Linked DNA regions of Homo sapiens: region 1 is linked to region 2. A link is a contact called in ENCODE Hi-C or POLR2A ChIA-PET data. All regions are on one chromosome and are shown on one strand. The core of a region is the stretch at or near the end of the contact, and the rest is flanking DNA. Distances in the headings are between cores, read along the strand shown.

The links. A loop is a pair of places that touch in the nucleus more often than their neighbours do. ChIA-PET counts read pairs that join two places held with the same protein, here RNA polymerase II (POLR2A). Pooled maps may share reads with other maps.
Region 1: a loop to region 2 is called in a pooled map, with 2.4 times the contacts of the local background. The contact joins the enhancer-like site here to the promoter of PSD2-AS1 in region 2. A Hi-C loop is called at or near these places in 2 of 50 pooled maps. POLR2A ChIA-PET finds 5 or more read pairs at or near these places in 2 of 52 experiments (GM12878 and activated CD4-positive, alpha-beta T cell).

The regions. Positions count from the first base shown.
Region 1 is chr5:139,957,131-139,963,975 of GRCh38, forward strand. All of the region lies in intron 1 of NRG2 (neuregulin 2), which reads right to left. Among named protein-coding and RNA genes, the nearest start is that of NRG2, 83 kb to the right of the region's middle. RefSeq lists a silencer at 4,006-4,155. Within about 2 kb of position 4,306, at least 2 of the 41 ENCODE cell types and tissues checked have a DNase peak (open chromatin) inside an H3K27ac peak, as active enhancers do; they include GM12878, where a contact is called at or near this core.
Region 2 is chr5:139,742,236-139,749,300 of GRCh38, forward strand. PSD2-AS1 (PSD2 antisense RNA 1) reads right to left here and starts at 3,988. Exons shown (of 3, transcript NR_105053.2): 1 at 3,959-3,988; 2 at 2,935-3,024. It also overlaps a transcript of PSD2 not described here. RefSeq lists enhancers at 1-273, 274-822, 3,858-4,505, 5,644-5,753, 6,451-7,065 and silencers at 1,741-2,334, 6,004-6,053.

The DNA of each region.
Region 1 (6,845 bases), core at 3,056-5,555, 220 kb after region 2:
TCTGCCCATGCTCCTGCCTGCACACCTCTCTTGGTTACATAGCTTTGGGCTGCAAGACTCTCATGGTTGGCCAAGTAGCTTCTCATGTCCAGCTTTGGTCCACCCCAGAATCTATGCATTCTCTTCTTCAGTAGAGATGGGAACTAGCTGGTCACCATCCCCCCACTCAAGAATCTCTGTGTGTGTGTGTGTGTGTGTGTGTGTGTGTGTGTGTGTGTGTGTGCACATTCATATAAAGAATCCTGAGAACAAGAGGCCAAGTCAGATCCCTTGCCCTGAAAAGGGCCCCAGAGAGGATGTAGCCCCACCCACTTGCTATACAGGTAAGGCAGCTGGGAAGGAGAGAAGGAGAGGTCTGCAGAGGCTGGGAGGAAGTCAGCCATGGGTCTAGTAGACTAGATCTCAGGCACTGGGAGTCCAGTGTTCTTTCCACACTGCCACCTCTTCCCCACTCTGTTCCACCTGCCAACCCACCAGGTCCAATCTCTGCCTGATATGCAGAGTAGGGGGAGCCTCTTTCCTGGGGTGAGGCACTCACTGTCAAGAGCTGCAGGTGGTGACGTGCAGGTATCAGATCGAGGAAGAGCAATTGAAAGATGGCAATTTCTCTTCCATGTTAGCACTAGCATTCCTCCTGGAGTAAGCAAGATAAAAGTCTCCAAAAGAAGAAGCCAAGAGAGATTTGAGAGTGGGTAGATGGTGGAAGAGAAGCCCCAAGCACTGGTCTCTGAGGATGTGGTCTGATAAGGAGAAGGTTCCTTGCTCACCCAGAGGAGAGCCTTTCCACTTCCTATGGGCGCTTAAGCCATCATTGCTTCATTCTGCAAGGGCCAGCACTTCTGGATTCTCACTCTGGTGGGTCCTAGACTCCAGAACCAGTGACTTCCCTGGACACGTTGGCTAGGACTGGAAGGTACCTCCTGGAAGTTTCCTGGGACAAGGACCCCAAATATAAGCTTTCACAAGCCCATTCAATTCATCTTACAAAGCAATGCAAGGCCTGACTACAACTTTGCTCAGCCTCAGTCTTACAGCCTGTGAAATAGGCAAAGACCACTAGCGTAGGAAAGAAAACAACCAGTATCTTCAAGCAGAAGATGTGTTCACCTTGCTCTCAGTTCATTCTCACATGAGCTATAGCTTGAGACTCTGGGTTTCCTGGGAATGGGCTGCTGTGTGGGAGCTAGGGCCAGCAAACAGGAAAAAATGGCGAGCTTTTTCAAGCATCAATACTTTTTGATTTGAAATCTCTCTTTTCCAAACTTTGCAGAGCACATACTGTCCAGTCCCCTTTGTTAAGGATTAATTACCAGCCAAGTTTGAAGTCTTTGGAGTTGTTTGGGAGTTATTTGAGCTGAAAAGGAAAACATAACTATGTTGTTATTTCTTCTAAATGGAAAAAGGATATTTTTTGTGGGTGTTTGCAATGCTTACAAACAGCTGAAGGGGTTTTTTACTCTATCTTTCCAAAAATCACTGCTCTAGGCCATGACCAAATATGGAAAAAATGACCAAATAAAAAAAATCCCCAAACCATAAACTTTTCAGAAAGTCACAAATAGTTGAACTGGAAGCATGTAATAGAAATGGCCGGCGACCTTGCTTAGCACAATTTCCCACTATTTCCTGCCACCCCTGTCCACCACTCACGTCTGTGATTCACCCAGGCATCTCTCAAGAGACTTTACCTTCTAGACATCCAAGAACCAGGAGCCAAGTACAGAACAGAGTGTTTGGGGAGACCTCAGCACTGGATTAACTTCCTCATTCCACAGATGAGGAAACCGAGGGCCATTGGTGGCATGAGTGACTTGCCCCAGGCCCCACAGCAAGCTTTGGCACAATCAGATTCCCAGTGTGGCTTTTACCAGGCTATAACCTCCAACCCCAAAAATGCTGCAGGGCAGACTGGGGCAGGGCCTGTGGACCTCTCTGAGAAGCCAGAATAGGTAGCCATCTGTGGCTGTGCTTTGATATGGCCACCACTGAGAAGGTGAGCATTGTACAGGAGAGGGTGTTGGCCTTGAGACAGAGAATAAGACTTCCTTGTGTTTTGTTTGTTTGTTTGTTTGTTTTTGTTTTTCTTTGATACGGAGTCTTGCTCTGTCGCCCAGGCTGGAGTGCAATGGCACGATCTCAGCTCACTGCAACCTCCGCCTCCCAGTCTCAAGCGATTCTCCTGCCTCAGCCTCCCGAGTAGCTGGGACTACAGACATGTGCCACCACACCTGGCTAATTTTGTTTGTTTGTTTGTTTGTTTTTTGAGATGGAGTTTTATTCTTCCCGCCCAGGCTGGAGTGCAATGGCGTGATCTTGGCTCACCACAACCTCTGCCTCCTAGGTTCAAGCGATTCTCCTGCCTCAGCCTCCTGAGTAGCTGGGATTAAAGGCATGCGCCACCACGCCCAGCTAATTTTGTATTTTTAGTAGAAACTGGGTTTCACCACGTTGGTCAGGCTGGTCTCGAACTCCCGACCTCAGATCATCCACCCGCCTCGGCCTCCCAAAGTGCTGGGATTACAGGCATGGGCCACCGCGCCTGGCTTTTTTTTTTGGATTTTTAGTAGAGACAGGGTTTCGCCACATTGGCCAGGCTGGTCTCAAACACCTGACCTCAGATGATCTGCCCACCTCAGCCTCCTAAAGTGTTGGGATTACAGGCGTGAGCCACCGCGCCCAGCCGATTTCCCTGTCTTGGAAGATGAGTGTGGCAGCGTCCTGTCAAAGAGCATACTCACTGTGCTAGCCACTACCAAGTAGCCTGGGACACCCTTCTCTCCCCAGTTCTTAGACAACTGGCATTGAGGAAAAGGTGAGTAGGGGTTGGTGATGCTGCACCTCTATCCCTGGGTCCTGGGCTCTGATAGATCAGAAACTTTGTCAAATAGGAATCTCCTCCACAACATCCCTATAACCAAGATCCAGGGCAAGGTTCCTGGGAATTCATTCCACACATCAATTGCCACTAAATGAGGAAGAAAGGGAAGACTGGAGCCTTCCTCTCTTCAGAGCTGAGGTTGGGGTTCTGCTTTGACACAAGGAGTCTGATGTAGGTATGGTCCAGAATGGTAATATAATATTATGGTTAAAATTATGGCATCGGGCCAGGCCCAGTGGCTCATGCCTGTAATCCTAGCAGTTTGGGAGGTCGAGGCGGGCAGGTCACCTGAGGTCGGGAGTTCGAGACCAGCCCAGCCAACGTGGTGAAACCCAGTTTCTACTAAAAATATAAAAATTAGCTGGGCACAGTGGCACATGCCCGTAGTCCCAGCTACTCGGGAGGCTGAGGCAGGAGAATCGCTGAAACCCAGGAGGTGGAGGCTGCAGTGAGCCAAGGTTGCGCCACTGGACTCCAGCCTGGGCAACAGCGAGACTCCATCTCAAAAAACAAACAAACAAAAAAAATTATGGCATCAGACTTTTGGGCCTGAATCCTAACTCTATTACTTACTGGATATATGACCTGAAAGTTATTTAACTTATCTGTGATTCAGTTTCCTCATCTGTAAATGGAAGTAATATAGCACCTGCATCCTCTGGCTCACAGTAAACGCCATGTAAGTTGTAGCAATTATTAGTGTTGTTAATTGCTCAACATTGACAACTTAGGGAAGAAAGAATAAACAGGTAGATGCCTAAGAACTCAGAACCTACTTCCTATGTTGGACAGAACCTCCCAACATCAGTTCAAGGGGACAAGTTAACCCCACCACCTTCTAGCACATGTCAGCATAGTCACGGATGCAGGAGGAGAGGCCAAAAAGCCCAAGACCTGGAGACCTGCCCATTCCCAGCCTCCTGCCAGCTCCTCCATGAACTCTGAAGAAGCTGCCAGGCTCGTTGGGGCCTTCATTTCTCCACTAGTAATATGAAGATAATAGAACCCTTTGCTGTCTGTCAAGTTCTTTGAGAGGCTTGGATGAAAGGCATAGGCAGCCAGGTGAGATGCTGCTATTACAGCTAATGACAGAACCAACACGCTTGTACGCTGCCGCCCAGCTCTGACTCAGGCTGTTTACGGTTCTTGCCTTGGTAGTGGGGGTTTCGGGAGGGTTGATTGGGTCTGTGGTCTGAGGAGAAGGGGGAGCCCCAGCCGGTGCCCTTGCCTGCCCTGCTACTGCACATAAGTGCATCTGCCATGATCTAGGTTTCGGCAGGGCCTTCTCTCCCTGACTTGAGCCTCTACTGTCCTGTCTCTCTGAGAATTTCAGTGCCCCTCACCCCCATCCCTGCCCCCCTCCTCCCCTCCTGCCAGGACTCAGGCTCCAGCCCTGCATGTGACACATCACTCTAGAGGACAATCAAGCTTGTTTAGAAACATGTGGGAGCCATGGTCTTTGGCTGCTGCAGCCAGAAGAATAAAACATTCTTCAAGGCCAGGCCCTCCCTCTCCCACCATCCCAGCGACAGCAACCCCGTAGGGGCTGATCAGCATGGGGCTGGACTCCTTCTGTGACCTCCACATCTGGTCAGATGCTGCAGGTCCCTCCCTCCTCCTGGGGAACTTCTCATGGGAGGCTGACCAGAGAACAGGGCCATTCCCACTATGTGTCACCAGCTCAGTCTCTAGATTGTGGTTGGCCCCCTGCTCCCTGCTGAGAGCTGGAGGTGAAAGCAGGGCTGGCAAAGCAAAAGCAGCTGCTATCAGGCCATCCTCAGGCTCCTAAAGGAAGAGGTCTCTCCTTGGCAGCTCAATCCAGTTTCAGGAATCGTCTGCAATAGCCACTGTCCTGACTTGGCATTAGCTTGGGGACATGCAAACTCATCCAGCCTCAATCCCAGTATAATGTGGGGGCCGAGGCAGCCCCATGCAAATGCCCCCCAGCCTCCCAAGGTGTCTCCTCTCCACTGAGGCTCTTGCTTTCCTGACCAGCACAGAGAGCTGGTCATTGGGATTTAGATAGCCGGGTGGCAGGAGGCACACACAGTGGTCACCTGATTGCCTCTTCTACTCTATCTGTCTCCCTGGCCCCAGGAACTAGCCCTTGACTGCCCCAGCATATTTTCCCCTCTCCTCTTTCCCTCAAGCTCCCCCTGCTCATCAAGTTCAGCCCCTGACAGTCCTCCTTCTACCAATGCTGCAAAGCCCCTGGAGCAGATCACATGGCAGACACCGAGTGCCAGAACGGGGGATAGCTAAAGAGAGCATAGAAAGAGGGAGGCTGTGTTGGAGACAAACTATGGAGGATGAAGAGAGAAAGACAAACCTCCAGTGGGAGAAGGGTGATCAGAGCCAGCTTGGCTCAAAACTATCGGGACAGAACAAGATTTGCTTGGAGAAGACTGAGGAGAACATTCTAGGCAGGGGGAATAGTACAAGGCAGAAGTGGAAGAGGGAAATGGTTTGGCATCTCTAGGAGAATCAGGTCTGACAAGGTTTACAAGGCTGGGGTAAATGAAGAGTGGCCCCAGACTGCACTTTGGGAATCCTGTGCTCAGGGTAGGAGTGCAGGGGCAGCCAGGGCATTTGCTCAGACCGTCTTCACAGGAAGTCCTGTGAAGTTACACAGGGGGCTTCTTCATCCTTCCCAAGCCCCAGAAGGCAGGGAGGAACTGAAAGAAAACATTCTCATCACTATTTAACAGAGAGGAAAACTGAGGCTTATTAGTGCTTACTCATATGCTCAAGGTCCTGCAGTAAGTCAGCAACCAAGCCAGTGGAATATTCTAGATGCCTGGGCCTGGAGGGGTCCTCAAGAGGTTGCCTACTCTGCCTCTTGCCCCAGGCAGACCAGATACCAACAAATCAGGCCTCTGACTATGCCTAACCATGTTGCAGTTAAACATATAACTTCTCTGGTTCATAGGCAATATGGAGCCATATAAAAGCCCTCTCTAGACCTGAAGGTCATTTTTCAAGATTGACCTTCTCCAGGTTAGGTTTCTCTTCTCCAGGTTCAATCTCAACAGGTTTCTTCTCTACTAGCCTAAGCCTCCCATGATTGACATGGAACATATACTAGTGAATTAAAGGAATGAATAAATAGTGAATAAATGAACAAAGAGACAAATGGTTTCCAGACAAGCACAACACTTTGACCTCCATAAAGCAGATCTCAAATAGAAGTCCTCAACATCCCTAAATTCACTGAACAACCTGACATGATATATTTATAACCACCATCCACGGTGATCTGGAGATAACCTTAGGCCATATCCTTCCTTTAAAAGGATGAATATCTCCCCTCCTTATCTATCCTGACACACACTCACATACACATGTATTTGCACGTTCAAATAAAGTATAGGCATCAGGCCCTGGGGGAAAACCCGTCCCTATCTCAACCAGGTTGGCATCTGTGCTGGAGTCTTTTGATAAAGAGGGTTTCTTCTGCAGACAGCTAAGACATATCTCCCTGAGATTCCTCCCTCATCTTCACACCCATGATCCTCATATAAGGAAAGAACTGAGCCCTATACATATAGGTACCATTTATTCTTACCATGTGCCAGCCACCATGCCAAACACTTTATATGCATTTTCTTATTTGGTCTTCACAAGCACCCTGTAGGTTATAGAAGAGGAAACTGAGACTTGGAGAGGTGAAGTCTGGCCAGTAAAGAAAGAGGCAGGCTTAGACTCTCGTCTGCCTGACTCTAGAGTCCACCTTCCTGCCCACTCTTGCTGTCTTTCCTCTTTCTAGGCCTGGTGGCCTTGAATGTCCTCACTGCTCCCTGTCTAACCCCAAGCCCCACCCCAGCATGCAGAACCTCATCTAGGTAAGAATACTCAATCACAAGAGTTGGGGTTGTTCACATCCAGTAACTTGTCTTTGTTCAAACTGGTTCCTTTCTGGTTTTTTCCTTTTCTTCTAATCTCAGATTGAAGACCTATTATTTCCAAG
Region 2 (7,065 bases), core at 2,738-5,237:
AAACGGGGCCGTGATGCCTGCTGTGCAGGCCCATGTGACAACGTGCCTTGAAAGCGTGTGGGAAAAGTGCTTTGTGTGTTCAGTGAGCCCTCAAACTGGGCTGACTCTCCTCAAACCACCAGGAGCGAGCTTCCCGGAACAATCTAGCCACCAGCCTTTCCCTGCAGCTGACAGGCTGCGGTCACCACCGCCACCACCACCCTGAATTATTCAAGACCCTCCAGGCCTCAGTGGCAGCCCTTCCCCTCTCCCTGTGCAACCAGGCTGTCAACACCAGACTCTAGGCCTCTGCCAGTGATCTATGGACCTCAGGGCCCCCGAGCTTCAGCCTGCTCAGGTAGGGCCATGAGTGTGATAGGGCGAGGTGTGACTGAGCATGAGAGTGACAGTGAGCATGTGAGAGCAGGAGGGGGTGACAGTGTGAGTGCGTGTGTGAGTGTGGCTGTGAACGTGCATGAGGATGTGTGCAGGTGAGCATCTACATGAGTGCAGGTGTGAGTGTGCCACATTGTGTGTGAATGAGTGTGTGAGTGTATCTGGAGCCTGGGCTCTCCTTAGCTGCGGGGGAGCCGGGCTCAGGGAGGAGCTCCCTCTGGCTCAAGAGAATACAGTGATCTGAGAGCCAAATTCCAGCCTGGAGTGGGAGGGGGTCAGCTCACCTTTGCTTCTACAGTCCCTTAAGGGCTGGTTGGAGTGGGGAAAAAGCAGAGAAGCAGCAGTTTAGGAAAAAAGGTATGTAGTGGTTGGATCATGAAGAGGACTTGGAGTCTGTGGCCCTGTGGGGGCTCAGAACACTGTCAGATTATTTCGGTATGTGTCATTTCCCGGCAAGCTGAGACCCTCAGAAGAGAAGCAGTTGCCTCCCCTTGGTCCCTTTCCTCCTCCTGGGCCTAGGAGAGCTGCGAGCCCCTGTGGGCAAGAGGTGAGGACTGTTCTCTTGGATCTGTGGCCAGGTGGAAGCTCTCCAAAGTCTTGGGGGATGGGGAGGGTATGGAGGCTCACCAGCACCTTGCTGGAGGGCCCTCACCCATAGGCAGGAAGGACAGAGCAGACGTCTCTCTGGTACCCACTCCTACCAACGCACTGACCCTGGAGGGTTACTGCTTCGTGTGGGGTAAGATGGAGAACCTGGGAGGTTGGAAGCTGGTGAGATTTAGGAACTGGGAGCCTGCAGTGTGTGGAGGTTGTGGGGGTGGAATGTGTGTTTGGTGTGAGTGCTGGGGTCTGCGTGTTGGTGTGAGGAGGTGAGAGGCTGTCTGAGTTTGCCTTTGTATCTGTAAGATTGTATGTTTCAATCCCTGTAGGTGTGACTGTTTATGTCTTTTTGTGAGTGAGGACCTGTCTGTGTGATCACATGAGTGTGTACGATCTGTATTTGAGAGTGCATGTGTGTGGAAGCATGCTAATTGTGTGGGAGAGGTGAAAGATGATTGACAGGGAAGGGGCGGAGGGTGGGAGCCCACACTGAGTGCACAGTTTCATCCTTCCTCAGGCTCTGCTTGTCATGGCTGAAATCCCCTGGACTGCATTGGGACCATACTGCTGAGAGTCTGGTTGCTGGGCTTCAGCTGACAGAACATCAGAGCCCCAGGATGGGATAGCCACAAGTTGGGAAGGTGAGGCAGGGTGAGGGGCTTGATGATGGGGAGCAGGCAGAAAGAACAGGCTGCAGAGCTAGGGCTGCTGGAGCCTGATGTCTGGTCCAAGTTCCAGCTCCTCCACTCATGGGGTGAGCTGGGGCAAGTCACTTCACTCTCTGAGCCTCAGTTTCCTCATCAGAACAATGGGCCTGTACACTAAGCATTATCCACCCCAAATCCTAGAAGCCTGCCTTCTCCTCCTGGCTCTGGGAAGTTGACCATTGGAGGCCTGGGACACTGGCCTGTCTGGAGGCTGGGGAAGTATGAGACGACCCCTTCTTCCCTTCCCTGCGCCCAGAAGGCCTGACTTGTCCTACTGCACCCCTCCCATCACAGTGATCTGTGTGGGCTCATAACAACATAAGCTAGACGGTGATCCTGTATCACCTTCCTGCATTCTGGGAGGCTCGGCCTCCAACTCCCAGACCAGGGAATGGTCTCCACTCCTCCAATCCTTCCCAGGTTCAGAAGCAGGAATGGGGGAAGTCCTGCCTGTCCCCTCTCTGACTTTACTTTCCCTTTCTAGAGCAGGGGTATTCTGGGATGGGAGGACTGAGTGTCCCTGCTGCCTGGTCCTCAGAGTTGGCTAGCTCCCCCCATGCCCCTCATTCCCCCGCCTGCTCGCCTGTAGAGCTGTGGCCCGGGCAGCTGTCCGGCTGAGTGGGTTAGCAACACAAGACAGATGGCGAGGGATTATCTCAGCTTCTCAGAGCACGATGGTGGCAGCGGCGGGGGTGGGGGGAAGGCTCTCACACCCTCCCCATGTGTGTGTACACACACACACACAAATGCACACATGCAGCTCCCCGCTCCTGCCCCAGACCCAGCCCAGCCTCCTGCTATTTATGAGGCGGGCAGGAAGACAAGAGGAGAGATGAGATTATGAGAATTGGTGAGAACCGTGGGACTTGGCAATCTTGTCCCTGCCCCACTTGGCTCCCAGACCACAGGCTGAACCAGCTTCTCAGGCCCTTCTTGGACCCTGCCCCTGCTATTGTGATTTCTCTGCAGCTGCCACCACTGGGAATGGTACATTCAGGAGGGCATGGTTTTACAGAGAAGTTTGAGGCCCAGAGATGTGCGAGCTGCACTCAAAGTCACACAGCAAGTTTGGTTCATTAGCAGGGTAAGTTCTGGGGGGTGGCAGGTGGTGGAGTCTCTTAGCTGTCCTGGCACTGGCTGTGGGGTCCTTGGGTCTTCTGCAAACAAGGTGTTTGCCCTAGCACTTGATGCTGCAGCCCAAGGTCCCACAGGGGCATGTCACAAGGCCAGCTGCTGGCACGCAAGTACTCACAGGCACAGCCTCTTGTTCATATACACTGTCAGGCTCTGGGTGAAGGCTATGTAGAGTTGAGTGACAGAGCTGGGTCTCCAGGCTGTGTCACTGTGAAAGAATTGGGGCAGGGTTAGAACCCCACTAGAGTGAATTCTCCTACCTGTCCCTCAATTTGCCACAGGCAGATGGTGGAGGGACTTTCCAGCCTCGGCCACACACTCAGGCCCCCCTACCACCACATTTGCCCATTAACAGCCCCACTCCAAGTCCTGAGTCATCTATGCTGAGTCGCCTGGGGAGGAGTGTGGGCCAGGAGACTGGGCAGGATTTGCGAATGGCAACCCCAGGGGGCCCTTTTCCCAGCATGGGTGGGCGGGGCCGACGCAGTGGGGAAGGCAGGGTGGAGGCCTTCTGAGAGAACTTCTCTGCTCCTAGCTGCCAATGTCCTGACTTCGCCCCCGTCCCCAAGAGTGACTCAGTGTCTGCTGGATGCGGTAGTGCGGGTGCGGGGCAGTGCGGAGCTGCTGCGGGTTGCCCAGTGCCACTCCCTTCAGAGCAAACCCACTTCTTGAGGCCCCGAGGCCCCCGCCTGGGGGTCTCCTGTGTTCACGTGTGCCTGCCCAGGCTGTCAAGTGAAACATGACCTCAGGGTCAGCCTGGCCTGCCTCTGGGGCTGCATTATTTGCGGGGTTTCCAACATGATGGTACCACCCACACTGTCCGGTCACAAACAAGACCGACACCGCCAGGTTTACCTGCTCCTGCCCCCTCAAACCATTGAATCAGCCCCTCTCTTGCTATTGGATGAGAGGGGTTGCCAGGACCAAGCCCCTCCTCCCCACCGCCAAGGTGACCACACGTCTAGGTATCAGGGGTGGTGGGCCCACTGCAGAGCGCTAGGCCGAACTCATCTCCTGGATCCAGGCCAAGCTCCACCTCTCTGTCTCTCCAGACTCAAGTTGGTCATTTGTATCGTGAAAGCTGGACAAAACTATATCTAAGCTCCCCATCTTCCCTCAAAGCTTGGCCTGGGGAGCCCTACATGAAACCTTGGAGCTTCTGAGCCTTCCCCCACCCCCAGCGGGGGGCTTTTCGTTCTGTGAAGGTCTCAAAGTAACATTCTAAAGAGGCACCGTGAGAGCCAATCAGAGAGCCCATGTAAATAACGGCCCGCTGATTGGCTGTCTCCTTCACGCCCTGAACGAAACTTCAACTTCATCAACTCAGCGAAGATTTTTTCCTCTGGCCTCGCGCGCCCTGCAGAAGGCGGGGCTGGGGGGTCACCCGAGCCTTCTCCCTGCCGCAGGCTACCTGGGCCCGCCGAATGGGATCGCGCTGGGACAGGCGGGGGCGAGTGTGCCGCCCTGACCCTGGCCCCGGGGGTGTTATTCTGGTACAGAATCCCCCGCGGGGGAGGCCCGAGAAGTGAGGCACCCCCGCTTCTTTGTAGGACCGCCACAGAACGGGCTGCAGGCCGCGAGTATAGAGCTTGGCTGGGCGGGATCGATATCTGCCCGCTGGACTGATGCGCGAGGGAGGCTGCTAGACAGGCTGGCTTTGCGGCAGTGTGATGGCCGCGCAGCACCCCCTGACCCCCACGGCTCCCCAACCCCGCCATTCCCTTCATCTAGCGCTCCCGGGGAAGCCGAGGCGGGCAAGTGGCGTAGCGATGGAGGGCGCACCCAGGGGCAGCGACGCTCCCTCGCTCTGGCTCCCAGCCCTGGTGGTGGGTGCAGGAGTGAGGGTAGCCCAGGGTCGCACCCTGCTCCCAACCTCGGCTCGTCCCCACCCTCCACGGTCGTCCGCAGCTCGAGGCAGCCTGCATTTCTGCCAGTATCCTGTCCCCTCGCCCGGTCCTTCGCCCTCCTCCCACTTTCATTGTGTGTCTCCTCTCTGGCTCTGAGGTTCCTCCTCCCTCCCTTCTCTCTCTGGGTGTCTCCGTGTCTATCTCCACATCTCCATCTCCATTTCTTTCTCTGCCTGTCTCTGTCTCTAGCTGTCTCTGTCCCTCAGTCTCTGCTCAGGTCTCCGCTCGCCTCTTGCTCATTTTCGTTCCTCTCTTTGTCTGTCTGACTCTCTCTTGTCTCCCCCCCTTCAGTTACCCCCAACCCCCCGCACACACACACACCTCACAGCCCTGTTTACGACATCCCCTGGGCTGGCAGGTGGGCGGGGCTGCAGCAGAGCGGGGGTGAGAGAGGGAGACGCAGCCTCCCCCCCAGCTGTTAACCTTCACGCTTCAGGCCTCTGCGGATGGCAGAGGAGGGGGAAAGCCCAGCTGCCAGCTTGGCGGAGGTGACCGGGCGGGGGCTGGGGGCTGTCCCTCCCTCTGGGCTCGTCTCTGGGGAGATCTGGGGCCGGAAGGAATGTGGTGGAGGGCGCCTTCGGCTGAGGAAGGCTGTTGCCGGATGGGTGGCCTCCTGAAGGCTTGTGCTGGCGAGGCGGGTGCCCAAAGGGGGCTCTGAGCGGTGTCGGCCCTGCCCGCAGCCCGGCCGGACGTGGGGGCCGGCGTGAGAATCCCGCCCATCTGTGAGCCGGCCTCACGCCGTCAGACCCAATTTATCTCGCCGCCAAAGTTTCACAGCCATCTGCTCGAGTGGAACGGCTTCCAGCGCTGGCCCCACCGGGCCCCCCAGCCAGCGCGGGGATGTTTTCCAATACGACAGCATCGCCCCGCCAAAGCAAGGAGGGGGTGTAGGGGGAGGCGGCAGAGCGCGGTGCGCGGGGCTGGCAGGCAGCCCTCTCCCGCGAGCGAGCCGACCCTGAATTTTAAGCGATTGATCAGGAAGCTCAGGCCGTTCCCATCACTTTGAGCAGCCAAATGCGACGGCGCAGGGATTTCAAGGGGCCTTTGCGGAGGCGGTAATGAGGTCACCGTCACTGCGCCAGCCCGCGGGCGGGAGGGGGCGAAGGTCTGCGGACACGTGTGAACACAGCCTGTGAACCGAGCCACATCTGTATTCACGTGACCCCCGGGGCCCCAGCACTGACCCAGGAAAACTCGGCATTTGGATCTGAGCTGATTCACACTCCCCCGCCCCCACCCCACCTACCCAGCCAGACACGGTTCGAGAGGCTGAGCTAGAACCCAGCCCTGCCACATCCATGATTCCATGATCACCTCAGACAGCTTCAGCACAAGAGCCCCAACTCTCTTCTCCTCCCCGCTATGTGCCTAAAATACACATATTTGGGCACCTGCCCATTGCACTTCTGAACAAGCCTGTGGAGACAGATGTACCCTAGGCCCCCGGTAATCACACAGGTGCACACATTCCAATTACACACCTGACCGCAATGCTCGTGCATTAGTACACTCCCAACCACCACCACTACCACCCCCAAACATGCACACAGGTACTCCATCATTTTCAAGCCAGCACCCAGCAACACACGAGCCCCCAAACTCCCCTCCCCCGGGCGAACTCATGTGCACACTCATTCCCAAGACCCCGAGCTTGCTGCCATGTCCGCGCGGGTGGGCGCCTCCACTGCCCGCCAGGCAGCGCGGGTGCAGACCTCGAAGAGAACAAAGGCCGGGCAGGTGGGAGGGAGGGGCGCTGAGCCCCCGGCCCGTCCTCCTAGGCAATGCTCGTCTGTCTCGGCTCCGCGGCCACCGCATCGAGCGGCTCTGATTGCCGAGTAAATCACCGCGATGATCTGAATAATTATCGTCTCCTGAAAAGGGAAAAAACAGAGAATAAATAAAGAGAGAAGGGAGCAGTCACCTGATTTCTAGGAGCCCTGGGGTATGTTGGGGGGGGTGAATACATAGGGGTGGGTGTCAGTGGCCCCCTGCGGATCCTCGGGACTTCTGTTGGGATGGAGTGCAGGTGGGATGGGCCTCAGGGCAGACAGTCCTTCCTTAAAGGTGGCAGTTAGCATCCAGTCTCCCCCTTCGTCTCCCCAGGGTAAGTCAGGCCCCCTGGAGCACCCAACCGACCCCAGCTGGCTTCTCTGCTTCTTACACACTCAGGCCCACCTGACCTGTAGGGCACCCTCCTGTTCCAGGGCTTTGCTCAGTCGGTTCCCCCCTAGCATGCCCTCTACCCACCACTCTGGCTGGCTTCACTCTCCCATCTCTGAAGTTCAGCCCCAGGTTACTTCCTCTGAGAACTTCTTCCTGACTGCCCAGCCCTCCAGGATCCT